2 separate regions of the Homo sapiens genome follow, and region 1 is linked to region 2. A link is a contact called in ENCODE Hi-C or POLR2A ChIA-PET data. All regions are on one chromosome and are shown on one strand. Each heading gives the region's core, a stretch centred on a gene start or an enhancer-like site at or near the end of the contact. The rest is flanking DNA. Distances are from core to core; before and after follow the strand shown. Region 1 overlaps DNAH2 (dynein axonemal heavy chain 2). Region 2 holds the start of ATP1B2 (ATPase Na+/K+ transporting subunit beta 2).

Region 1 (5,113 bases), core at 2,421-4,920, 160 kb after region 2:
AAGATTATTTAGTTGTTACTGGTATTTTCTGACTTTTTACAAAGTTACCTATTTCTTTTCACTAAAAAGAGAAAAAGAAAAAACTACATTTCTGATTGCTTTTATAATTATTAAATATGAAATTTTTAAAAAGATTATTTGGTTGTAAGTAACAGAAAACAGCTCATCTTAATACTGACATTCAGCTTACAATGGTTTGACTTAAGATTTTTCGTCTTTACAATGGTACCCATACAATCATTCTGTTTTTCACTTTCAGTACAGTGTTCAATACATTACATGAGATATTCAACACTTTGTTATAAAATAGACTTTGTGTTAGATGATTTTGCCCAACTGTAGGCTTAATGTAAGTGCTCTGAGCACGTCTAAGTTAGGCTGGGATGAATTATGACATTCAGTAGGTTAGATGCATTAAATGCATTTTTGATTTACCATATTTTCAATGTATGATGGGCTTATCGGGAGCATCTGTATATTAACCAAAATTGTCCTAAAGATAGAAGAATGGGCCAGGCACGGTGGCTCACGCCTGTAATCCCAGCACTTTGGGAGGCTGAGGCAGGTGGATCACGAGGTCAGGAGATCGAGACCATCCTGGCTAACACGGTGAAACCCTGTCTCTACTACAAAATACAAAAAAATTAGCCGGGTGTGGTGGCAGGCACCTGTAGTCCCAGCTACTCGGGAGGCTGAGGCAGGAGAATGGTGTGAATCTGGGAGGCGGAGCTTGCAGTGAGCCGAGATTGCACCTCTGCACTCCAGCCTGGGCAACAGAGCGACACTCCATCTCAAAAAAAAAAAAAAAAAAAAAAAAGATAGAAGAATGTATTGCTGCATCCAAGGGCAGGAATGCCCTCAGGCCCCCAGAGGGGAACAAGAATCAGAAAATGGGAACCGGGACTCTGTGTTCCATTCTTGTGGTTTACTCTGCTCTGGGTTCCCATAGTAGAATACAGCCTGCCAGTCTCGGTTTGGTGATCCCTGCCCTAGAAGAAAGTGCAAAGCAGAGAGAAAAAAAGTGAAGTGTAGGGTGGCTTGGCTGAGTGTTCAAGGTAAGTGATGAGAGAGGAGCTGGGAAGATTGTCGAGGACCTTGGGGACTGAGAGGTGCCCAGAGACAGAGTCAAGTCAGAGGGAGGAACTAGGGGCCAGGTCAGATAATTTGGCCTTAGGAACTGAGCCCAGGAAAAATGTGGCTATGCGTGAGTAGTGGAGGTGAAACTGCTGGACAAGGAGGATGGCATTAAGCCTCTGGCTAAGGCCCCTAATTTTCATCCCACAGGGGAACAGAACTTCATCAAGTCACTGATCAACTTTGATAAAGACAATATCTCAGATAAGGTTCTGAAGAAGATTGGGGCCTACTGCGCCCAGCCTGACTTCCAGCCTGATATCATCGGCCGCGTCTCCCTGGCTGCCAAGTCCCTCTGCATGTGGGTGCGGGCCATGGAGGTAAAGGCGTCAGGGCTGGGGCGGGGCGGTAGGGAGGGCAGGCCTGGGGGAGTGCGGATGCACAGACCCAGGTGGAAGGAGGGGATGCCTGGAGGTGAGGGGGTTGGTGGGTTGGTGGGCGACTCCCACAGCCTGACTGTCTCCCCACAGCTGTATGGGCGGCTATATCGGGTGGTGGAGCCCAAGCGAATCCGAATGAACGCTGCCTTGGCTCAGCTTCGGGAGAAGCAAGCCGCGCTCGCTGAGGCCCAGGAGAAGCTGCGGGAGGTGAGCTGATCGCCTGTCCTTTCCACGGAGGTCCCTCTCCCTGAGTTCTGGATTGCTTCATTAAGCATTTGTTTTCCCCCATCTAATTCTAGCCCCCTTCCCCATGTCCTGTGCCATTCCAGTCCTGTCTCCTTCCCACTCTGTGCCCTGTTTAGACTGGGCTGCCTCTGGCTCAGAAAGCTAAGTCAATTGCAGAGGGTTATAAAGGCTCAAAGGCACTGCGACCCAGGAGCCCTTCCAAAGATTGACTTGGGAGCTGGCAATCTCTGTCACACCCTTCGGAGATGGCGCCTGAGATATTAACTGATGACATCTGCGTGGCAAATTGGTCTTTGCCAGAGGGATGGGTCAAGAGTGTCTGTGTCGCTTCTGTGGACCAAGAACAACGTGAGGGTGTCTGTGCATATGTTGTGTGGGGACGGGCTCTCCCAGAGGCCAAGTGGGTTAGTTACCGTGAGGAGTCTGGGCAACCCAGGCGATCTCCTGCAAGATGCATGCATGAGGCTGGGCGCCACGGCTCATGCCTGTAATCCCAGCACTTTGGGAGGCCGAGGTAGGTGGACCACCTGAGGTCATGAGTTCAAGACTAGCCTGGCCAACATGGTGAAACCCTATCTCTACTAAAAATACAAAAATTAGCCGGGCATGGTGGCAGGCACCTGTAATCCCAGCTACTCAGGAGGCTGAGGCATGAGAATCGCTTGAACCCAGGAGGTGGAGGTTGCAGTGAGCCAAGTTCACACCACTGCAATGCAGCCTGGCGACAGAGTGAGACTGTCTCAGAAAAAAAAAAAAAAAAGATGCATGCATAAGTGACTCCTGAACCAGGCAGAATGATGGGCAAGTGCCATTATCAAAAAAATTCAAAATTCTTCCAGTTTATCATTTGATTTTTTAAATGATTGATTTAATAGGTGATACTACTCTGTCCCCAAGGTAATACAGTTACATGGTTTGAAGTGTGAAAGGTACAAAGGAGTATCCAATAAGAAGTTTCCCCTCGCCCACCTTCTGTTCTCTAGTCACCAGCTTTCCTCTCTGAAAGCAGCCGATATTACTGTCACCCAGGCTGGAGTGCAGTGGCGCAATCTCAGCTCACTGCAACCTCCACCTCCTGGGTTCAAGAGATTCTCCTGCCTCAGCCTCCTGAGTAGCTGGGACTACAGGTGCCCGCCACCACGCCCGGCTGATTTTTGTATTTTTAGTAGAGACGGGGTTTTGCCATGTTGGCCAGGCTGGTCTCAAACTCCTGACCTCAGGTGATCTGCCAGCCTCAGCCTCTCAAAGTGCTGGGATTACAGGCATGAGCCACTGCCCCCAGCCTGCACCTTACTATCTTATTTACCTGTGAGTTGAAGATTGTTCCTTATCAGTATGTAAAGAGCCTCTGCTTTCTTTTTACCACTGCATGATATTCCAGTGGGTAGCTACAGGGACACCATCATTTATTTAACTGTTCCCCATTTGAGGGAGACACTGTTTCCAATCTTTGGATCTTTGCTTGCCCTGTAACTTTGTTGGTGCTATCTTCATATAGAAATTTAAAATATTTATATAATTGAAGCTGGCCATACAATTTCAAACTGTTTTACCTAAAACCAACTTTGGAAAACATCCAGGTTCGACCTCCACAGATCAGATGAGGAGCCTGAGGCTAGGGAGATCAAGGGCTCACTGGCTCGTCACCGTCAGAGCTGGGCTAGATCCTGTGTTTCCTGACTTCACGCCTCTCTGCCCACAGCTCATCCCCGTTTTTTTCCTGCTGTAGGCATCTTTACTGTCAAAAGCTAAGCTGCCCACGAGGCCTCTTCTGTGCAGGGAACTCACCCAGGTTGGGTGAACGGGGCTTCTCTCTGCACCTCTGCACCTGCTCCTCCACGGCTCCGTCCCTGCTACCACCGCCACCTCCCAACCTCTCACAAAACTTTGCTCTTTTACTCTGTCTTTTCCCAAGAGCGAAGAATCACAGGTGTGGCAATCTGTTTGGAAAGGGTTTTCACCTAGATGAATCATATCCTGGGCTAAATAATTAGGAGTGGTTCCTCATATGTGAAAAATGGGACCTCTGGGGTGCACTGCCAACAACATCATTCATCAAACAAGCATTTATAGTGCACCCAGTGTTAGGTATTTTGGTGGAGGGTCCACACCCACACTTGAGAACCCCTAAGTGAAAAGAGAAAGCAGACAGGGAACAAACATTTCTCCTTTTTTACGGACAAAGCCTGTGACGTTTATGAGCCAAATGCACCTTAAAAAAAAAAAAAAAGCAGCAGCAGCATTTATGTGTTTATTTTTAGAGATGGGGTCTTGCTGTGTTGCCCAGGCTGGTCTTGGTCTTGAATTCCCATCTCAGTCTTACAAGTTGTTGGGATTACAGGTGTGAGCCACCGTGCCCCGAAATGTACCTTCCTTTCCTTCCTTCCCTCCCTCCCTTCCTTCCTTCCTTCCTTTTCTTCTTTCTTTTCTTTCTTTTTTTTCTTTTTTTTTTTTTTGAGACAGGATCTCACTCTGTCGCCCAGACTGGAATGCAGTGGCGCAATCACGACTCACTGCAGCCTTGACTTCCTGGGCTCTGGTGATCCTCCCACCCAAGCCTCCTGAGTAGCTGGGCCTACAGGCACACTCCACTATTCCTGGCTAATTTTTTATATTTTTTGTAGAGACGGGGTTTCACCATGTTGCCCAGTCTGGTCTTGAACTCGTGGGCTCAAGTGATCCTCCTGCCTTGGCCTCCCAAGTTGCTAGGATTACAAGGGTGAGCCACCCCACCTGGCCCAAATATACCCTTTTTGTTTTGTTTTGTTTCGTTTTGTTTTTGAGAGAGAGTCTCGCTCTATCACCCAGGCTGGAGCACGGTGGTGCGATCCCAGCTCGCTGTAACTTCTGCCTCCCAGATTCAAGTGATTCTCCTGCCTCAGCCTCCCGAGTAGCTGGGATTACAGGCGTCTGCCACCACGCCCGGCTAATTTTTGTATTTTTAGTAGAGATGGGGTTTCACCACGTTGGCCAGGCTGGTCTTGAACTTCTTACCTCAAGTGATCTGCCCGTCTCGGCCTCCCAAAGTGCTGGGATTACAGGTGTGAGCCACCGCGCCTGCCCCCAAATGTACCTTTTAATACAACTTCACAACTAGGCACTGTGCCCTGGGCCCTGCCAGGCCAATTAAGTAAGAATCCCTGGCAGAGCCTAAGAATCAGCATTTTAAAAGCTTTCCTGTCAGAACCTACCAGAGATGGGAAAGCTTATGCATGGTACTGAGGCTCAGGTCTGAAAAGAGGCTCAGAGCCCAACTACATTGCAGATCAGAACAAATTTTGAGTAAATAGCTTTAGCCATTACTCACTTGTCAGCTAGTTCTGATATACAACAAGGGTTACAAACCAGTGGCG
Region 2 (4,956 bases), core at 1,986-4,485:
CGCCTGTAATCCCAGCTACTCAGGAGGCTGAGGCAGGAGAATCGCTTGAACCCGGGAGGTGGAAGTTGCAGCGAGCCAAGATCGCGCCATTGCACTCCAGCCTGGGCGACAGAGTGAGACTCCGTCTCAAAAAAAGAAAAAAAAAACATGTAAACATTAAATAGCAAAGAAAAAAACACCATGAGAAAGCCAGGTGTGGTGATGTGTGCCTGCAGCCCCAACTACCTGGAGGCTGAGACTGGAAGGTCGTTCATGGACATGCTGGGTACGGTGGCTCACACTTGTGATTTCAGCACTTTGGGAGGCTGATGTGGGTGGATCCCTTGAGTCCAGGAGTCCAGGAGTTCCACACCAGCCTGGCCAACACGGCAAAACCCTGTCTCTAGTAAAAATACAAAAATTAGCCGGGCATGGTGGCCTGTGCCTGTAATCCCAGCTACTCAAGAGGCTGAGACAGAAGAATTGCTTGAACCTGGGAAGTGGAGGTTGCAGTGAGCCAAGATCGCGTCACTGCACTCCAGTCTGGGTGACATAGCAAGACCCTGTCTCTAAAACAAAAAACCATGAGAAGCTGAAAGAACTATGGATGAAAGGAAAATAGTTTAGGCTGGGTGCGGTTGTTCACACCTGTAATCCCAGCACTTTGCGAGGCCAAGGTAGGTGGATCATTTGAGGTCAGGAACTCAAAACTAGCCTGGCCAACATGGTGAAATCCCATCTCTACAAAAAAATACAGAAATTAGCCGGGCGTGGTGGTAGTCCCAGCTACCCGGGAGACTGAGGGAGGAACCGCTTGAACCCTGGAGGCAGAGGCTGCAGTGAGCAGATATCATGCCACTGCACTCCAGCCTGGGTGACACAGTGAGACTCTGTCTCCAAAAAAAAAAAAAAAAAAAAAAAAAAAAAAAGTTTATATTTTAGTGCCTCTAAGGGCATTTTTTCCCCTAGGTTTTGAACAAGGGTCCCTGCATTTCCATTTTGCACTGGATCCTGACAATTATGCAGCTGGCCATGCTTCAGTCTATTCTGCAGCAGATTCGGGATTAATTTTCTCAAAATACAGCTTTAATTAGGCCACTCCTCAGCTGAAAGTTCTTCAGTGGCTTCTTATTAGCCTGTAGGATAGAGTCCTGATTCTTCAGTCTAACCTGCAGGGTACTCCGCAATCCACACCCATGCTGTGTCCCCAACCTCCTTTCCCACTAGTCTCCGACTAGTTCTCTCCTGGAGCCAAGCCAGCCACTCCTGGGGTAGACTGTGCTTACTCCTGACTTCACACCTCTGTGCCTTTCATTCCTTTGTCCTGGAAGACTACCTACCCTTCAGAGGCCAGCCCCAACTCCCATTCATTCATTCATTCATTCAATGCATACCATTTTTTTGAGATGGAGTTTTGCTCTTGTCCAGGCTGGAGTGCAGTGACACAATCTCGGCTCACTGCAACCTCCACCTTCCAGGTTCAAGCAATTCTCTTGCCTCAGCCTCCTGAGTAGCTGGGATTACAGGCTCCCACCACCGCACCCGGCTAATTTTTTTAGTTTTAGTAGAGACGCAGTTTCACCATGTTGGCCAGGCTGGTCTTGAACTCCTGACCTCTGGTCTCGAACTCCCTTGCTCAGGTGATCCATTGGCCTCGGCCTCCTATAGAGCTGGGATTACAGGCATGAGCCACTGGGCCTGGCCGAGATAATGATTTTTTTTTTCTCTCTTTTTTTGAGACGAAGTCTCACTCTATTGCCCAAGCTGGAGTGCAATGGCGTGATCTCAGCTCACTGCAAGCTCCGCCTCCCGGGTTCAAGCAATTCTCCTGCTTCAGCCTCCTGAGTAGCTGGGACTACAGGCACCCACCACCATGCCCAGCTAATTTTTTTTTTTTTTTTTATTGAGACGGAAGCTCTGTTGCCCAGGCTGGAGTGCAGTGGAGCGATCTCGGCTCACTGCAAGCTCCGCCTCCCGGGTTCATGCCATTCTCCTGCCTCAGCCTCCCAAGTAGCTGGGACTACAAGCTCCCGCCACGACGCCCAGCTAATTTTTTTTTTTTGTATTTTTAGTAGGGACGGGGTTTCACTGTGTTATCCAGGATGGTCTCGATCTCCTGACCTCGTGATCCACCCACCTCGGCCTCCCAAAGTGCTGGGATTACTGGCGTGAGCCACCGCGCCTGGCCTAATTTTGCATTTTTAAGTAGAGACGGGGTTTCACCATGTGGGCAAGGCTAGTCTCGAACTCCTGACTTCGTGATCTGCCCGCCTCGGCCTCCCAAAATGCTGGGATTACAGGCATAAGCCACCGTGCCCGGCTTGAGATAATGATTCTTAACATGTGGTATGTAGAGCAAGTGTACTCCCGCCCTAGACTGTGAGCCCCGTGAGAGATGTGGCTTCAGTGTAACCTCTCTGGCCTCCCCAGGGCTACAGCACACAGTCTATAGAGGTGCTCAATAAATGTTTGTTGACCCAAGTAGACACATAAGGAGGTGAGTTCCGACGTGGGGGTGGGGGTGCCAGGAGGCAGAGAACCGAAGTAGACCTGGCTGCAGGGCTGGGATCTCAGGGCAGTGCTGGGGACTGGGAATGTGGTGTTGAGAGGGCTTCAGGGAGACGTGATGGGAAGATGGGGAAGCCTCTGCACGTGGACAGAGCCAGGTGGTGTGGACAGGGGCTGTGAGATTGGAGAAGGAGGCGTCTGGGGGACTGGTAGCGGCTCCCAACAGGGGAACGTCCCTCTGGGGGTGGCCTTTATCCATCTCTGCGGGGCCTGTCCTAGCTTCCCTCCTGGCTCGGCCAGCCTCCCGGCTGGTCTCTTCGCTCTCTTTCTTGATCTCTAGCTCTTTATTCCTCTGACATTCTGCCCCATCTGCTCCCGGACTCTTCCGCCGCATCTGTATCTTAGTCTCTTTCTAACTCCCTGCCTGGGGCCCCCACCTTTGAGCATATATCGGCTTCTCTCTCTGCCGTTGTGTTTCTCTGGGGTTATCTTTCCCTCTACTCCGCCCGGACACGCCCTCTATCTCTTCCTCCCACCCTGTCCCAGTCTAGTACCTGGGGTGGGGGTAATGGAGAGACAGCTAGGTCCCTAAGAGAAGTCAGGGGGGCGGGCCCAACCTCTCCATATTTACATATGTATGAGGTCGCCTGGGCCAGTGGCGAGGAGGCGGAGCTTCTGGGGGTGGGAAGGGGGCGGGCACCCCCAGAGCCGCAGAGTATAAAGACCGCGCTCGGCGACCGCGGGCCTCGCACTGCTGAGGAGCGGAGCCTCCGCCTGGGGGGCCCCCCATCCCTGGCTGTCCCCCAGCTGCGCGTCCCCGCCCCACCCCCGCGGCTGAGCCACCACCGGTGCAGTGGTCTCCGCTTGGCGGAGCGAGCCTTGAGCTTCGTTCCACAGCTTCTTTGCATCTTGGATTTCGGGGCGGCCCCCTCCCCCACCTCTCTCTGCCTTTTTGTACCCCGCTTTTTTTCTGCGTTCTGCTCGGTTTTTGTAGCCGTCTGTTTTTGCACCCCATTTCGTTTTGTTTCTAGACGGTTTGGTGGGGGGTGAAGCTGCATTCATACCCCTTCCTCTTGTTATTCTCCCCTGCTCTGACAGCACCCCTTTTCATCGCAGTTGGGGGGCCTAGGATCGGTGCATCTTCCGCCGCGCTGCCAGCACCCCGCAGCGCGTGGTCGTGCACCCCGGAATCTGCAGCAGCTGCATATCTGAGGGGGGTCTCCTTTGCCCGCGCCGCCTTCGCTCCCCGTGCTTTTGGGTGTGTGGAGGGCTTCAGCGCGCGGCGCCCCCGCTTCTCCGCAACCCCCCGCCCCGCGCCCGGACTCGCCCCGCGCCACCAAGATGGTCATCCAGAAAGAGAAGAAGAGCTGCGGGCAGGTGGTTGAGGAGTGGAAGGAGTTCGTGTGGAACCCGAGGACGCACCAGTTTATGGGCCGCACCGGGACCAGCTGGGGTACGCAGGGCCGGCACGCAAGGGGCGGGGGAAAGCCGCGGGGCGACGCCTCGGGGGCGCAGGGTCCCGCCGACGCGGCCCCAGCTCCCCTCCCGGGTCCCCGGCGTCCAGCCTCCCTGCCGGGCTCTGGGCTGGGAGGGGGCCGAATCGCCAGTCTAATCTCCCCGGCTGGCCGTGCGGAGGCGGAGAAAGTAGGTCACAGCCGCCTTCCCGCCCCCCGCGGAGCCCCCTCGGGCGGGGGGTCGCCAGCTCCGCCTGCGTGTCCGCGCCGGCGCTCACACTCCCTCTCGGGGCCTGTCCGCTCCACACGGGCGTCCCCCACCTCCAAAGAGCGCCCCTTCCCTCCCTCCGGCTCTCACTAGCTCCGCAGCCCCGTCTATTTTTAGCTCGTGCCCACCCCCTGGACCCTGGGAACGTTCATGAGGGGGCGGGTCTTGGGGGGTGTGTTAGGGGGGTTCTTCACGGCGGAAGTTGTCTGTATCCCACCGCCTGGCCTTGGGAGCCTTCTGGGACTGCTTTGTGGGTTGGGGGGCTGCTGATAGTATGAGTTTTACCGAGGCTGCAGGTTTTGCTCCCATGTCGGTGACGGAGGGAGGAGTGGTCGCTGTGGTGATTTGTGTGCATCAGCCAGCCAGGTGTCTGTGACAGTCGGATGACTTGGAAGCCTCCCCAGGCTGACCATGGCAGGACTCAGGGAGCTGTAGTGGTCGGGGGTTGGGGGGGTGGAGGGGGTCTGGTGACCGGCACAGGTGCAGGTGAGGGGTGGAATTCTTCCAAGAGGGATGGTCAAGCTGGGACGTTGAGACACAGGGGACAGAGGACACTGTGTGACACGATTTACAATCTTTCCACACTGGGCACCGTCCCCATCAGTCCACCCATTCGGGGCCTACACGAAGTGGGTCCCATGCAATCCATTCCCTCAGGGAACTCAAACTCCAGCCCCTGGGATGAGAAGAATCCAGCAATGCTTGGGAGAGCCAGAGGACTTCATGGAAGAAGTGTCCTCTGAGATG

Evidence for each region. Hi-C counts contacts between places; a loop is a spot of excess contacts on that map. ChIA-PET counts read pairs that join two places held with the same protein, here RNA polymerase II (POLR2A). Pooled maps may share reads with other maps.
Region 1: a map of left cardiac atrium shows a loop between it and region 2 (2.8-fold over the local background). The contact joins the enhancer-like site here to the promoter of ATP1B2 in region 2. A Hi-C loop is called at or near these places in 1 of 168 maps with a recorded cell type or tissue (left cardiac atrium) and 1 of 50 pooled maps. POLR2A ChIA-PET finds 5 or more read pairs at or near these places in 2 of 52 experiments (K562 and PC-3).

The regions. Positions count from the first base shown.
Region 1 is chr17:7,805,866-7,810,978 of GRCh38, forward strand. DNAH2 (dynein axonemal heavy chain 2) reads left to right here. Exons shown (of 86, transcript NM_020877.5): 62 at 1,285-1,454; 63 at 1,605-1,721. Among named protein-coding and RNA genes, the nearest start is that of KDM6B, 26 kb to the right of the region's middle. Within about 2 kb of position 3,671, at least 3 of the 41 ENCODE cell types and tissues checked have a DNase peak (open chromatin) inside an H3K27ac peak, as active enhancers do; they include PC-3, where a contact is called at or near this core.
Region 2 is chr17:7,647,691-7,652,646 of GRCh38, forward strand. ATP1B2 (ATPase Na+/K+ transporting subunit beta 2) reads left to right here and starts at 3,236. Exons shown (of 7, transcript NM_001678.5): 1 at 3,236-3,940. The coding sequence starts at 3,829. RefSeq lists silencers at 190-399, 3,146-3,295 and enhancers at 1,888-2,388, 2,389-2,889, 3,164-3,806.